Regions from separate parts of the Homo sapiens genome. Here region 2 is linked to region 1. Evidence: read pairs that join two places in POLR2A ChIA-PET (ENCODE). Cell type or tissue: HCT116. All regions are shown on one strand.

Region 1 (8,000 bases):
TATTAATGGTAGTTTGATGGGAATAGCATTGAACCTATAGATTACTTTGGGCAGTATGGCCATTTTCACCATATTGATTCTTCTTATCCATGAGCATGGAATGTTTTTCCATTTGTTTGTTTCCTTGAGCAGTGGTTTGTAGTTCTCCTGGAAGAGGTCCTTCACTTCTCTTGTTTTGTACATATTCTTTGTAACCACCTTTTAAAATGTTATTTTATTTTTTTTGAGATGGAGTCTTGCTCTATTGCCCAGGCTGGAGTGTAGCCATGTGATCAAGGCTCACTGCATCCTCTACCTCCCCAGCTCAAGCAATCCTCTGCTTCAGAGTAGCTGGGACTACAGGCATGTGCCATCATGCCTGGCTAATTAAAAAAAAAATTATTTTTGGAGAGATAGGGGGTCTCCCTATGTTGCCCAGGCTGGTCTTAAAACTCATGGATTCGAGCAATCCTCCCACCTTGGCCTCCCAAAGTGCTGGGAATACAGGCATGAGCCACTGTGCCCAGGCTATAATCAATTTTTTTTCACCTAACAATATATTGTGATCATTTTCCATATCATTAACTATTCATCTGCAACATGATTTTTAGTGGTGGTATGGAATTTTTTCTCTGTATTTATTTTAAATCACTTAGGTACTTTCTATTTTACTTTTTATCACTGTAAATACTGCTGGGATGAACATATACTTTTTTTTTTCTTTTGCTTAAGTATATTGAAATCTTACCATGCATCAGGCACTACACTAAAGTGTTTTCTACATTATCTCATTTACTTCTCACAATAGCCCTGTAAGGTAAATGCTATTATCATGTCCATGTTACAGATGAGGAGCGTGCTGCATGGAGGCTGGGAACAATTCGCCTAAGATCATGCAGTGCTGATGCCCCTAATTCACCTGAGGGTCACACTGCAAGTAGATGGCAGAACCCGCTTTAGTGTGAACTCAGACTTGTCTAACTGGGGAGCTCGGCTCTGAGCATCTTAACTTCCTTCCCAAGTAGATATTATTGAGTAATCCATGAATATTTCCTTACAATAAGTCAGAAGTGGAATTGAGGGAGTAAAAGCATTTAATACATGCTGTCAACCTGCCCTCCAGAAAGTTTGCACCAATTTACACTGCCCCCAGAAATAGAGTAAAGTACCTATTTTTGCCTGGGCAAGGTGGCTCATGTCTATAATCCCAGCACTTTGGGAGGGTGAAGCTGGAGGATCGCTTGAGCCCAGGAAGTTTGAGATTAGCCTGGGCAATATGGCAAAAACCCGTTTCTACAAAAACTAAAAAATGAGCTGGGCATGCTGGTATGCACCTGTAGTCCCAGCTACTTGGGAGGAGGAGGTGGGGGGATTGCTTGAGCCTGGGACGTCAAGTCTACAGTGAGCCACGATCACGCCACTGCACTCAGCCTGGGTGACAAAGCAAGACCCTGTCTCAAACAAAAATTCAAAAAAAAAAAAAAAAGTGCCTATACTCTTGGCCCATACCTGCTAGGGATTATCTTCATCAGAATCTTTGCCAGTTTAGCTGGTGAAAAAAGCTATCATGGTTTTTAGTTTTCCCATATTTTGTATTATAGTATAATGCTGGCTACCTTTTATGATGGTTTACTGTGTGTTAGGAGAATGTAAACCCTGAGAGGTTTGAGACTGCTGTCTGTTTTGTTCACTGCAGTACCCCCGGCACCTGGCAGAGTATCTGGTACACAGTAGCCACTCAATAAAAATTTGATAAATAATTGAATAAGTGAGTGTGCTGGTCATTGAGGTCAGCACTTTACACAGATAATGTCATTAGTCTTCACAGCACTCCAAGGCCTTAGCTAGTATTCATACCATGTGCGCAGTCCCCTCTGACCCAATGGGCACCCTGAGGGCCTCAATTTGACCCTCAGGTTCAGCTGCTCCAAAGGAGGATTGCCCATCTCCCTTGATTTCCCTATAATCCCCCAAAATGAATTATTTTCAATTTTTAATTTTTTAAATTTTTTGTAGAGATGGAGTCTCACTATGTTGCCCAGGCTGGTCTGAAATTACTGATTCAAGCGATCCTTTCCCCTTGGCCTCCCAAAGTGCTGAGATTACAGCGATGCATCTGGCCAAAATGTACTCTTTGTACAACACATAATCTATATTTCAAGTCAGATCACCCCATTATATATCTACATTTGGTGAAAATATGCCCATCCATTTCCCTATAATGTAATGGCAGAAACACAATTGTTTTATAAGGCTTTTGATTTAATTATTCAAAAAAGCTTCAATTTAAAATTTAGCTTTGTGGGCCAGGCGCGGTGGCTCACACCTGTAATTTCAGCACTTTGAGAGGCAGAGGTGGGTGGATCACGAGGTCAGGAGATCGAGACCATTCTGGCTAACACGGTGAAACCCCATCTCTACTAAAAATACAAAAAATTAGCTGGGCGTGGTGGCACATGCCTGTAATCCCAGCTACTCGGGAGGCTGAGGCAGGAGAATCGCTTGAATCTGGTAGGCAGAGGTTACAGTAAGCCAAGATCGTGCCACTGCACTCCAGCCTGGGCAACAGAGCGAGACTCTGTCTCAAAAAAAAAATGTAGCTCTGTGACTCTGCCCAAGCCTTCAATGCTTTCACAGTGATTTTCTGCTCCTCACTAAGAAAAGCACACTGATCTTGTCACAGATATATTTAGTGCACATCGAAGCACCACGGGCCCTGCTAACATGCTTTTGTTTGTTTTAGACAGCATGTTAAGAATTTTAGGTCTCATGGCATAAACCTCTCCTGGTCGGCCTGAGCACATCCCATACCCAGATTTTGGTGCTGTCTCACTCCTCTTGGTATAAAGCTAAACAATTCCATTACCAGAGGCTCAGGCCAGCCTGGTCTTTTTTGTTTTTGTTTTGTTTTGTTTTGTTTTGTTTGAGACAGGTTCTTGCTCTGTGGCCCAGGCTGGAGTGCAGTGGCACGATCTCAGCTTGCTGCATCTACCTTCCAGGCTCAAGTGATCCTCTCGCCTCCACCTCTTAAGTAGCTGAGACTTCAGGTGATGCCACCACATCCGGCTAATTTTTTGATTTTTTGTAGAGACGAGGTCTCACTATGTTGCTCAGCCTGGTCTTGAATTCTTGGGCTCAAGTGATTGATCTTCCCACCTCGGCCTCCCAAAGTGCTGGGATTACAGGTGTGAGCCACCTCACATGGCCTACCCTAGTCTTATTGGCAGCTATATCGTAGGATAGCCTACAAGGGCATATCAAATGCTGGACCATTTTGAGTGCTTCTAGAAACGGAAAAAGAATCAGAAAACTAATTATATTTATAGAGCTTGGAAAGAGCTCTATTAAAAACATTAACCATAATCCTTTTTTATATATTTTGCAAATATCTTCCATTATTTTCATTTGCTTTTTAATTCTATTTATGGTGTTTTGTTTTAACTTGCAGATGTTTTACCTTTTCTGGTAGTAAAATCTATCAGTTGCTCCTTTATGGCTTCTTTGCTATTGTACATAGAAGGCTTTTCTACCTTAAATTGACTAATAACCCCACATAGTAACTAACCATTTCTCTGTGGAATTCCCTGGAGTCAGAATACAAGCCGTGGCTTTCCAAAGTAAAATCAAGGTGGCGGTGCACAGGACTCCATTTTCACATAAAAGCACCAAATGAGCTTTGCCACTGCTCCAAGGTGATCTCAACCGCCCAGGCCTGGGGTGCCAAGGTGCTTGACTCTGGGTGAGGATATGGGAGTATCAGTTCCATTTCTTCTCCAGGTCCTACAGGCTGGTGCTATACTCTCTGCAAAGCATCCACCACAAATACTATTGCAGACCCTTGGGGGTAAAACGCTGGGTTTTACCTAAACCTATAGGTAATAAGGATGTATGTTTGTGGTAATTAACATGTGTATATTCATTCATACAATTTTCCTCATAAGGCTTCAAAGGACTGGACAACAAAAACTAAATAGCTTCAAAACAGTCTCCTACGGTAGTAGAAAATTAGATAAGGATGGAAAAGAACATTAACAAACTAAACCAAATGTCATTGTAGGTCAAAAACCAGAATTTTCTATGTATATGAGCGAGAATTAGTGAAGACGAAGGAATTTACAACATGCAAATGAGTTAACTGTTAATGAGTAGTAATGAATTCTAAGTATTTATTGAATTCCAATGAATTCCAAGTAAAGGGCCCTGCTTTCAGTCCCTTGTGAGAAAACATGGAGCCTACAAGTGGGAGGATGGCTTTTTTTTTTTTTTTTTTTTGAGATGGAGTCTCGCTCTGTTGCCCAGGCTGGAGTGCAGTGGCCTGATCTCGGCTCACTGCAAGCTCCACCTCCCGGGTTCCCGCCATTCTCCTGCCTCAGCCTCCCGAGTAGCTGGGACTACAGGTGCCTGCCACCACGCCCGGCTAATTTTTTGTATTTTTAGTAGAGACGGGGTTTCACCATGTTAGCCAGGATGGTCTCGATCTCCTGACCTCGTGATCCACCCACCTCGGCCTCCCAAAGTGCTGGGATTACAGGCGTAAGCCACCGCGCCTGGCCGAGGATGGCATTTTTAAAGGCCTTTATTTTGATTCTACATTGAGCTCAGGAATGGTCTGGATACAGTTAAATCTTACAGAAGTAACAGTGAATGTAATATTGTTCCCTGTGCTACATAGTTATCAAAAGCACCTTCAGAACTTATTGCAGCCTCCCTCTGTCATATTAGAAGAAGATATAAAGTTACAACGGCAGCATGAGGGTGTGTGATGACAAGGTGGAATGGTAATTAGTTGCTAATTAGAACTTTCTGAAACATTAGGGTAATCATCATAGGAAAATCCCACTCAATGTTGTATGTAAGTTAAAAATGCCCCAGGGTAGCTATTAATTCCTGAAAATAGCAGCAGGTATGAGCACTTCAGCTGAAGTTAATCAACATTTCTATTACCTACTCGGTTTCTAGAGGTTACAATTTTATATTTTTCATGGTGGAACATCAGTCTGGTATTTATACCCATATTATGTGATTTATAAATTTAAAAACATCTCATTTTATTGTAAAGCTGCTGTCAAGGAGAAAACAGGTTTTAAATAAAATTTGCTTTAATAAACTTTTTTTTTTTTTTTTGAGACAGAGTCTCACTCTGTCGCCCAGGCTGGAGTGCAGTGGCGCGATCTCGGCTCACTGCAAGCTCCGCCTCCTGGGTTCACGCCATTCTCCTGCCTCAGTCTGCCGAGTAGCTGGGACCACAGGCGCCAGCTACCACACCCGGTTAATTTTTTGTATTTTTAGTAGAGATGGGGTTTCACCATGTTAGCCAGGATGGTCTCGATCTCCTGACTTTGTGATCCGCCTGCCTCAGCCTCCCAAAGTGCTAGGATTACAGGCGTGAGTCACCGCGCCCGGCGACATTTTTTTTTTTCATATTGGATGTAGTCCACTTTGTTTTTCCCTTGGAGATATTTTCCTTTTCATCAAGAAAGGTACTTAGGTAACCCACACACATGAAGGCATAAACAGAGCTCAGAGACAAGTCATATGGTCCTTACATGAACCTTTACTTCGTGTTGATACATTTCAGATCTTTAAACCATTAGAGGCCAGGCGTGGTGTCTTACACCTGTAATCCCAGCACTTCGGAAGGCTGAGGCAGGAGGATGGCTTGAGGCCAGGAGTTTGAGATGAGCCTGGGCAAAAAGTAGTGAGACCCTGTCTCTACGAAAAATTTTAAAATTAGCTCAGTGTGGTGGCACACACCTGTTGTCCCAGCTACTCAGGAGGCTGAGGCAGGAGGATCGCTCGAGCCCAGGAGTTCAAGGCTGCAGTGAGCTATGATCGGGCTACTGCCCTTCAGCCTAGGTGACAGGGTAAGACCCTGTCTCTTATTTTTAAAAATGTATATGATCTCTTAGTTTTTGGGTCAGGACTCTGGGAACAGCTTTCCCAGGTGTCTCAGGCTCTAGGTCTCTCATGAGCCTGCAATGAAGCTGTCAGCCAGGTCTGCAGTCTCATCTGAAGACTACACTGGGGGAGGGTCCACTCCTAAGCTCACATACCTGGTTATTTTCAGTCTCAGTAAATACACTTCCAAGCTCACTTACATGTGCCTCTCCACAGGACTCACTAACAAGGTGGCTGGCTCTCCCCAGAGTGAATGATTCCAGAGAAGGCCAGAAAGAGTCACTGCATCTAAAACGGAACCTGCAGTATTTTGTAACCTCATCTCAAAAGTGACAAACCATCACTTCTGTCATAGTCTTGTCTTTAGAAGTCAGTCAATTCAACCCACGTAGAAAAAGGGGATTGCACAGCAATCCCATTACTGGTTATATACCCAGACAAATATAAATCATTCTACCATAAAGACACACGCTTGTGATTGTGAATGTTCACTGCAGCAAAGACACAGAATCAACCTAAAGGCCCAACAATGACAAATTGGATAAAGAAAATGTGCTACATATACAACGTGGAATACTACGCAGCCATAAAAAAGGAGATCATGTCATTTTTGCAGGAACATCGATGGAGCTGGAGGCTATTACCATTAGTAAACTAACTCAGGAACAGAAAACCAAATACTGCATGTTCTCACTTATAAGTGGGAGCTAAATGGTAAGAGTGATGAAGGCAAAGAAGGAAACAACAGACACTGGGGTCTACTTGGGGAGGGAGGGTGGGAGGAGGGAGGAGCAGGAAAGACAACTACTGGGTACTGGGCTTAACACCTAGTGATGAAATAATATACACAACAAACCCCTGTGACATGTTTTTACCTATGTAACAAACCTGTGTATCTACCCCCAAACCTAAAATAAAAGTTAAAAAAAGGAGGGGATTATACAAAGGTGTTAATACAAGGAGCCAGGGATGCTAGGGGGTCATCTTAGAGGCTGCCTACCACAACTGGTAACTGGTATTTTAAAAATTTTATCTACTGATGTATCAATCTATCTATCTACCTATCTATCATCTATCTATCTGTCTCTCTGTCATCTATCTAGTCTCTGTCTGCCTGTCCTTCCTATCTATCTATCTATCTATCTATCTATCTATCTATCTATCTATCTATCTATCTATCAGTCTTGCTCTGTTGCCTAGGCTCTAGAGAGCAGTGGTGTGGTCACAACTCACTGCAGCCTCGACCTCCCAGGCTGAAGTGATCCTCCCACTTCAGCCTCCCACCAAAGTAGCTGGGACTACAGGTCTGCATTACCATACCTGGCTGGGCTTTTGTTTGTTTGTTTTGTTTTGTTTGTAGAGACCCTGTCTCTACTCACTGTGTTGCCTATGATGGCCTCAAACTCCTGGTCTCAAGTGAGACTCTTGCCTCTGCTTCCCAAAGTGCTGGGATTACAGGTGTGAGCTACCACACCCAACCTTTTAAGTTAGTTTTAATTTTTGTCATTTGGAACAAAAGTGGTCCTGACTAATATATCCAGATGTCATGAATCTAGCCCCAAATAGTCTAGCTTCCCTTAATAAAGCCATCATAACAATGCCTTTTATAAAAGTATCTAAATATGTTGAGTACATTCATATTTTTCAGCCTTATTAGTTTAACACTTAGAAAACTCACACCCTATTGTGTGAACTACTACAGAAAATACTTTCTTGTTCCATTTAAGTTCCCCAAGAGCAAAGAGAAATGCCTTAAGTATTATAATGCTTCTCAACATGTCACATAGTATCTGGTCACACAGTGGATTCTCAACAAAGGCATTTTTTTTTTTTTTTTAAAGATAGGGTCTCACTCTGTAGCCCAGGCTGAAGTGCAGTGGTGCAATTTTGGGAGGGAGGTGGGGGGCAGCCCCCGCCTGGCAGGAGGGAGGTGGGGGGCAGCCCCCGCCCGGCCAGCCGCCCCGTCCTGGAGGGAGGTGGGGGGCGCCTCCGCCCGGCCACTGCCCCGTCTGCGAGGTGGGGGGCGCCTCTGCCCGGCCGCTCCGTCTGGGAAGTGAGGAGCCCCTCTGCCCGGCCGCCACCCTGTCTGGGAGGTGTACCCAACAGCTCATTGAGAACGGGCC
Region 2 (8,000 bases), 86 kb after region 1:
TTTTTGTATTTTTAGTAGAGATGGGGTTTCACCATGTTGGCCAGGCTGGTGTCAAATTCCTGACCTCAAGTGATCCTCCCGCCTCTGTCTCCCGAAGTGCTGGGATTACAGGCATGAACCACTGAGTCCAACCAGTTTCTTTTTCTTTTCTTCTCTTTTTTTTTTTTTTGAGACGGATTCTTGCTGTCACCCAGAGTGGAGTGCAGTGGCGCAATCTTGGCTCACTGTAGTCTCTGCCTCCCAGGTTCAAGCGATTATCCCGCCTTAGCCTCCTCAGTAGCTGGGATTACAGGTGCACCACCGTGCCCAGCTAATTTTTTGTATTTTTAGTAGAGACGGGGTTTTGCCATGTTGGCCAAGGCCAGTGTCAATCTCCTGACCTCAAGTGATCAGCCCGCCTCAGCCTCTCAAAGTGCTGGGATTACAGGCTTGAGCTGCTGAGACCGGCCCAGTTTCATACATTTTTAATAAAGTTAGGTTGTTTTGTCATAGTCTGCATTCTGTCCTGGAATTCCCGACCCACCTCAAATGCCTACATTAAAAAAAAAATTTGCATACATTGGGGTTCATTCTTTGTGTGGTAAACTTAAATGGGTTTTAACAAATGCGCAATATTGGGTATCCACAATTACAGCACCATACAGGATGTAATTACTACCTTAACATCCTCTGTGTTTCACCTTCCTTCCCTCACACTTCTGGCAACCAGTCATCTATTGACTCTCATTGTAGTTTTGTCTATTCTAGAATGTCTTTTAATTGGAATTACACAGTAGGTAGCCTTTTCAGATTGGCTTCTTTCACTTAGGAGTGTGTATTTAAGATTCATCCATGCCTTCTCATGGCCTGACAGCTCATTTCTTTTTATTGCTGTATAATCTAATCGTATGGATCTTTCACAGTTTATCCATTTATCTATTGAATGATGTCTTGGTTGCTTCCAGTTTTTGTTGGTTATTAATAAAACTGCAATGAACATTCATGAGCAGATTCAAATCAGATGGGTAAATCCTTAAGAACATGATGTATGGTATGTTTAACTCTGTTTAGTATGGTATGACTCTGTTTAGCTTTGTAAGAAACTGTCAAACTGTCTTTCTAAGTGGTTTTTCTATTTTGTATTCCCATCAGCAATGGATGAGAGTTGTACCACATATTCACGAGCATTTGGTATTACTAGTTTTTTGGATTTCACCCATTCTAATACATGTAAAGTATCTCATTGTTTTAGTTTGTATTTCCTAATTGCAAATAATGTTGAGCATCTTTTCATATGCTTATTATTTGCCATCTTTATATATTCTTTGGTGAAGTGCCTATTCAGGTCTTTTGTCAGTTTTTAATTGGGTTGTTTTCTTATTGATGAGTTTTAAGAGTTCCTTGTATATCTTGAATGTAAATTCTTTAATCAGATGTATGTTTTACAAATACTTCCAGTCTGTAGCTTGTCTTTTCATTCTCTTAACAGTGACTTTTGTAGAGCAAAAGTTTTCAATTTTAATAAAGTACAAAACTAAACAATTATTTCTCTCATGGATCATATTTTTACTGTTGTATCTAAAAACTCATTGCCAAACCAAAAGTCACCTAGATTTTTCTGTTTCACTTCTAGAATTTTTATAGTTTCTCACCTTAAATATAGGCCTGTGATCCATTTTTAGTTAATTTTTTGTGAAAGGTGTAAGGTCTTTAGGTTCATTTTCTTTGCATATATCCATCTAATTGTTTCACCACCATTTGTTGAAAAAGACTTTTCTTTCTCCATGGAATTGACTTCGTTCCTTTGTCAAAGATCAATTTTTGTGGGTATGTTTCTGAACTTTTTATTCTGTTCCATTGATCTCTGTGTCATTCCTTTGCTAATACCATGCTGTCTGGATTAATGTAGCTTTATAGTAAGTGTTGAAAGTAACTAATATGTGTCTTCCTACTTGGTTGTACTTCAGTATTGTGTTGGCTGTTCTAAGTCTTTTGCTTTTCCATGTAAGGTTTAAATTTCACTTTGTCCATATCTACAAAATAGTTTGTTGGGATTTTGATTGGAATTGGATTGAATCTACAGATCAAACTGGAAAGAATTGACATCTTAACACTATAGTCTTGTAATTCATGGACAAGGACTATGTCTTCATTTATTTAGACTGTTTTCGATAACGTTCATTAGAGTTTTGTAGTTTTCTATAACCTTTAGCTATCACCCCACTGTCGTCTGTGGTCCTCAGCACCAAGCAACCATTAATCTATTCTCTATCTCCATAGATTTTCCGATTCTGGACCTTTTATTTTAGTGGAATCATATTTATGTGGTCTTTTGTGACTGCTTTCTTGCACTTGACTAAATGTTTTCAATGTTCAGCCATGTTGTGTGTAGCATGTATCAGTACTGCATTCCTTTTTGTGGTGGAATAATATTCTATTGTTTATCCATCTGCCACTTTTGGAGCATTTTGATTGTTGCCACCTTTTTTGGCTAGTATGAATAATTCTGCTATAAACATCTGTGGACGTGTTTTTTTTTGTTTGTTGTTGTTACACTATTTTATTGTTGTGGGAACATCACAGAGTGTACTTACACAAACCTAGATGGTCTATCCTCCTCCACACCCAGGCTAGATGGTGTAGCCCGTTGCTCCTAGGCTACAAACCTGTACAGCATGTGACTGTCCTGAATACTGTAGGCAGTTATAACACAGTGCTAAGTATTTGTGTATCTAAACATAGAAAAGGTACAGCAAAAATACAGTATTATAATCTTATGGGACCACGTTTGTGTATGTGGTCCACCATTACTGAAACGTTATTCAGCATATGACTGCATATAAAAATGCAGTTGGGCCAGGTGCGGTGCTCACGCCTGTAATTCCAGCACTTTGGGAGGCCGAGGTGGGCAGATCACGAGGTCAAGAGATCAGGACCATCCCACCAGCAATGCATTAGGGTTCCAATTTTTCCACATCCTTGTCAATACTTTTTATTATCTGGCTTTTTGCTTATGGTTATTCTAGTGAGTAGGAAGTGTCTGATTGTGGTTTTAATTTGCATTTGCCTCATGATTAATGACGTTGAGCATCTTTTCATATGTTCATTTGCTATTTATATATTTTCCTTGGAGACATATTTATTCAAATTCTTGGCACATTTTTAAGTTGCGTTGCCTTATTATTGAGTTGTAAGAATTCGTTATATAGTTTAGGTAGAGGTCACTTACCAAATGTATGATTTGCAAATATTTTCTCCCCTCTCCCATTCTGTAGTTGTTGAGACAAGGTTTTGCTCTCTTGCCCAGGATGGAGTGCAGTGGTGCGATCATGGCTCACTGCAGCCTTGACCTCCTGGGTTCAAGCGATTTTCCCACCTCAGCCTCCCAAGTAGCTGGGACAGCAGGCTCAAAAACAAGCCTGGCTAGTTTTTGTATTTTTTGTAGAGATGGGATTTTACCTTGTTGCCCACGCTGGCCTCAAACTCCTGGGCGCAAGCGATCTGCCTGCCTTGACCTCCCAAAGTGCTGGGATTACAGGAGTGAGCCATTGAACCCAGCCTAATAGTAGATATTTTCAGTTTCCCGTCTAATAGTTCCATCTGTGCCACAGCTGAGTTTGATTCTGTTGCTTGCTTTGTTTCTTCATACTGTTTTTTTCTTGCCTTTTGGCATGCCTTGCAATTTTTGGTTGAAAGCCAGACACCATATATCAGGTGATAGGAACTGAAGTGGGGTATTGGGTTATCTGAGTAGAAACTGGATTGCTTTTAATGTTCGCTGTAGTTGTAGGTACCAGAGGCTTTAAATTCTTCAGACATCAGTGTTTGTCTCTAAGAGATTTTCCTTAGTATCTACTTAGATACTAAGTATCTAAGATTTTCCTTAGATACTACTTAAGGTAGGCGCCCCCACCCCACACCCAACTCCCACCCTGTGCCCCTCAGTTCACTGTTGATGTACTGGAGGCCTGTTGGAGTGGTGGTAAAGTATGGGGAAGGGGATAGTGTTCTGTTAGGATTAAATCTTAGCCTTTTAGTGTGTGTGCGTCATGAGCTGTGAATTTTACAAGTGTCTCTTAGTTTACCCTTTCCCTTAGGCAAGACCAGGGATGTGGAGTCTGGGAAGTGCCCTTTCCTCAGGTCAGATAAGGCTCTGGTAAACCCTTTTAAGTCTTTGTAAGTCTAGGAAGTAAGTCTTTGTTATGATGAATGACTTGGGCTTATTTCATACTAGTTATTTTTTCCCTCCCCTTGTCAGAGCTATGGGAGTATCTTCTTGGCTCTTTACTGTAGGAAGCTGATGTTGTTTTTGGAAGTAAACCCCACAAAAGTATAAGGTCTTTCTTTCAAGACTGCCACTCCTAGAAGTTAGTCATTCTCATCCTAGTCCACACTTAGCCTCCAGCAGTTCATTGAAATGACCTTTAAATGTTCCTTCCAGTTTATAGCTCCAGGGTTTCTGTTCCAGGGAAATAGATCTGTGTGACTCTGAATTTGCCTTGCTCTCCAAATTTTGGGGTAGTGGTTTGACACGTGACTTTGGTTCTGTAATGGGTCCTAGAAATAAATTATTTTCAGTTTGTTCAGCTTTTATCTTGGTGTTAGGATGAGAATGATGACTTCCAAGCTTGTTACATGTCTGAGCTAAAATAGGAAGTTCTACAGTTGATTTTCATGTTCATCTTGTATCTTGCCACCTTGCCTAACTCACTCACTGATTTTATGAGATGTTTTTGTATGGTTTATTAAGAACCATATACTTTGCTGAAGCCCTTTTTTTCCCCCTCATAATCACATTGATGTTCGTTTAATATGTGTGTCTTATCAATCTTGAGTATCAAGTTTCCCAGGTCCCTATCATTAGAAAGTATGATCTGAAACTGGGGAGTAGAAATGATAGGACTTTTCTCTATGAGGCTGACACGATGCCAGAAGAAAAAGTGATAACTGACAACCTGACATTTAGGAAGAAGGCCAGAAATCTATAAAGCTTAGAATCATATTATTTTAAAAATGCAATAATGAGTTTTTATGATGATGACCATAAATCTAGAAATGTTTACATTTGTTACATACTAGCTTTTTTTTTTTTTTTCAAAGTAAAAAAAGTTTAATGATGTCCTGGATCACATCCATTATTTTATTTTATTTATATATATATTTTTATTATACTTTAAGTTCTTGGGTACATCTGCACAATGTGCAGGTTTGTTACATATGTATACATGGGCCATGTTGGTGTGCTGCACCCATTAACTCGTCATTTACGTTAGGTATATCTCCTAATGCTATCCCTCCCCGCTCCCCCCACCCCACAACAGGCCCCGGTGTGTGATGTTCCCCTTCCTGTGTCCAAGTGTTCTCATTGTTCATTTCCCACCTGTGAGTGAGAACATGCGGTGTTTGGTTTTTTGTGCTTGCGATAGTTTGCTGAGAATGATGGTTTCCAGCTTCATCCATGTCCCTACAAAGGACATGAACTCATCCTTTTTTATGGCTGCATAGTATTCCATGGTATATATGTGCCACATTTTCTTAATGCAGTCTATCATTGTTGGACATTTGGGTTGGTTCCAAGACTTTGCTATTGTGAATAATGCCGCAATAAACATACGTGTGCATGTGTCTTTATAGCAGCATGATTTATAATTCTTGGGGTATATACCCAGTAATGGGTTGGCTGGGTCAAATGGTATTTCTAGTTCTAGATCCTTGAGGAATCGCCACACTGCCTTCCACAATGGTTGAACTAGTTTACAGTCCCACCAATGTAAAAGTGTTCCTATTTCTCTACATCCTCTCCAGCACCTGTTGTTTCCTGACTTTTTAATGATCGCCATTCTAACTGGTGTGAGATGGTATCGCATTATGGTTTTGATTTGCATTTCTCTGATGGCCAGTGATGGTGAGCATTTTTTCATGTGTCTGTTGGCTGCATAAATGTCTTCTTTTGAGAAGTGTCTGTTTATATCCTTTGCCCACTTGTTGATGGGGTTTTTTCTTGTAAATTTGTTTAAGTTCTTTGTAGATTCTGGATATTAGCCGTTTGTCAGATAAGTAGATTGCACAAATTTTCTCCCATTCTGTAGGTTGCCTGTTCACTCTGATGGTAGTTTCTTTTGCTGTGCAGAAGCTCTTTAGTTTAATTCGATCCCATTTGTCAATTTTGGCTTCTGTTGCCATTGCTTTTGGTGTTTTAGACATGAAGTCCTTGCCCATGCCTATGTCCTGAATGGTATTGCCTAAGTTTTCTTCTAGGGTTTTTATGGTTTTAGGTCTAACATTTAAGTCTTTAATCCATCTTGAATTAATTTTTGTGTAAGGTATAAGGAAGGGATCCAGTTTCAGCTTTCTACATATGGCAAACCAGTTTTCCCAGCACCATTTATTAAATAGGGAATCCTTTCCCCTTTTCTTGTTTTTGTCAGGTTTGTCAAAGATTAGATAGTTGTAGATGTGTGGTATTATTTCTGAGGCCTCTGTTCTGTTCCATTGGTCTGTATCTCTGTTTTGGTACCAGTACCATGCTGTTTTGGTTACTGTAGCCTTGTAGTATAGTTTGAAGTCAGGTAGCGTGATGCCTCCAGCTTTGTACTTTTGGCTTAGGATTGACTTGGTGATGCGGGCTCTTTTTTGGTTCCATATGAACTTTAAAGTAGTTTTTTCCAATTCTGTGAAGAAAGTCACTGGTAGCTTGTTGGGGATGGCAATGAATCTATAATCTACCTTGGGCAGTATGGCCATTTTCACGATATTGATTCTTCCTATCCATGAGCATGGAATGTTCTTCCATTTGTTTGTATCCTCTTTTATTTCACTGAGCAGTGGTTTGTAGTTCTCCTTGAAGAGGTCCTTCACATCCCTTGTAAGTTGGATTCCTAGGTATTTTATTTTCTTTGAAGCAATTGTGAATGGGAGTTCACTCATGATTTGGCTCTCTGTTTGTCTGTTATTGGTGTATAAGAATGCTTGTGATTTTTGCACATTGATTTTGTATCCTGAGACTTTGCTGAAGTTGCTTATCAGCTTAAGGAGATTTTGGGCTGAGACGATGGGGTTTTCTAGATATACAATCATGTCATCTGCAAACAGGGACAATTTGACTTCCTCTTTTCCTAATTGAATACCCTTTATTTCTTTCTCCTGCCTGATTGCCCTGGCTAGAACTTCCAACACTATGTTGAATAGGAGTGATGAGAGAGGGCATGCCTGTCTTGTGCCAGTTTTCAAAGGGAATGCTTCCAGTTTTTGCCCATTCACTATGATATTGGCTGTGGGTTTGTCATAGATAGCTCTTATTATTTTGAGATACATCCCATCAATACCTAGTTTATTGAGAGTTTTTAGCATGAAGGGCTGTTGAATTTTGTCAAAGGCCTTTTCTGCATCTGTTGAGATAATCATGTGGTTTTTGTCTTTGATTCTGTTTATATGCTGGATTACGTTTACTGATTTGTGTATGTTGAACCAACCTTGCATCCCAGGGATGAAGCCCACTTGATCGTAGTGGATAAGCTTTTTGATGTGCTGCTGGATTCGGTTTGCCAGTATTTTATTGAGGATTTTTCCATTGATGTTCGTCAGGGATATTGGTCTACAATTCTCTTTTTTTTGTTGTGTCTCTGCCAGGCTTTGGTATCAGGATGATGTTGGCCTCATAAAGTGAGTTAGGGAGGATTCCCTCTTTTTCTGTTGTTTGGAATAGTTTCAGAAGAAATGGTACCAGCTCCTCCTTGTACCTCTGGCAGAATTTGGCTGTGAATCCATCTGGTCCTGGACTTTTTTTGGTTTGTAAGCTGTTAATTATTGCCTCTATTTCAGAGCCTGTTATTGGTCTATTCAGAGATTCAACTTCTTCCTGGTTTAGTCTTGGGAGGGTGTATGAGTCGAGGAATTTATCCGTTTCTTCTAGATTTTCTAGTTTATTTGCATAGAGGTGTTTATAGTATTCTCTGATGGTAGTTTGTATTTCTGTGGGATCGGTGGTGATATCCCCTTTATCATTTTTTATTGCGTCTATT

The links. Peaks named below come from ENCODE experiments on the same cell type or tissue, not always from the same donor. Only the 100,000 strongest peaks of a DNase experiment are listed, where the experiment ranks them.
Region 2: POLR2A ChIA-PET joins it to region 1 with 6 read pairs; 3 of 35 experiments call an interaction of 5 or more read pairs at or near these places.

What each region holds. Positions count from the first base shown.
Region 1 is chr10:31,979,137-31,987,136 of GRCh38, reverse strand. The region is part of intron 2 of LOC107984219 (a long non-coding RNA gene); the gene reads right to left. LOC105376485 (a long non-coding RNA gene) reads left to right here. Exons shown (of 3, transcript XR_930806.3): 3 at 6,094-6,355. It also overlaps the pseudogene RPL34P19. Among named protein-coding and RNA genes, the nearest start is that of ARHGAP12, 54 kb to the right of the region's middle. In HCT116, no CTCF peak of the experiment used is centred here; no DNase peak of the experiment used is centred here.
Region 2 is chr10:31,893,383-31,901,382 of GRCh38, reverse strand. The region is part of intron 3 of ARHGAP12 (Rho GTPase activating protein 12); the gene reads left to right. Among named protein-coding and RNA genes, the nearest start is that of ARHGAP12, 31 kb to the left of the region's middle. RefSeq lists an enhancer at 1-322. In HCT116, no CTCF peak of the experiment used is centred here; a DNase peak (open chromatin) is centred at 4,182; H3K27ac peaks cover 2,758 bases.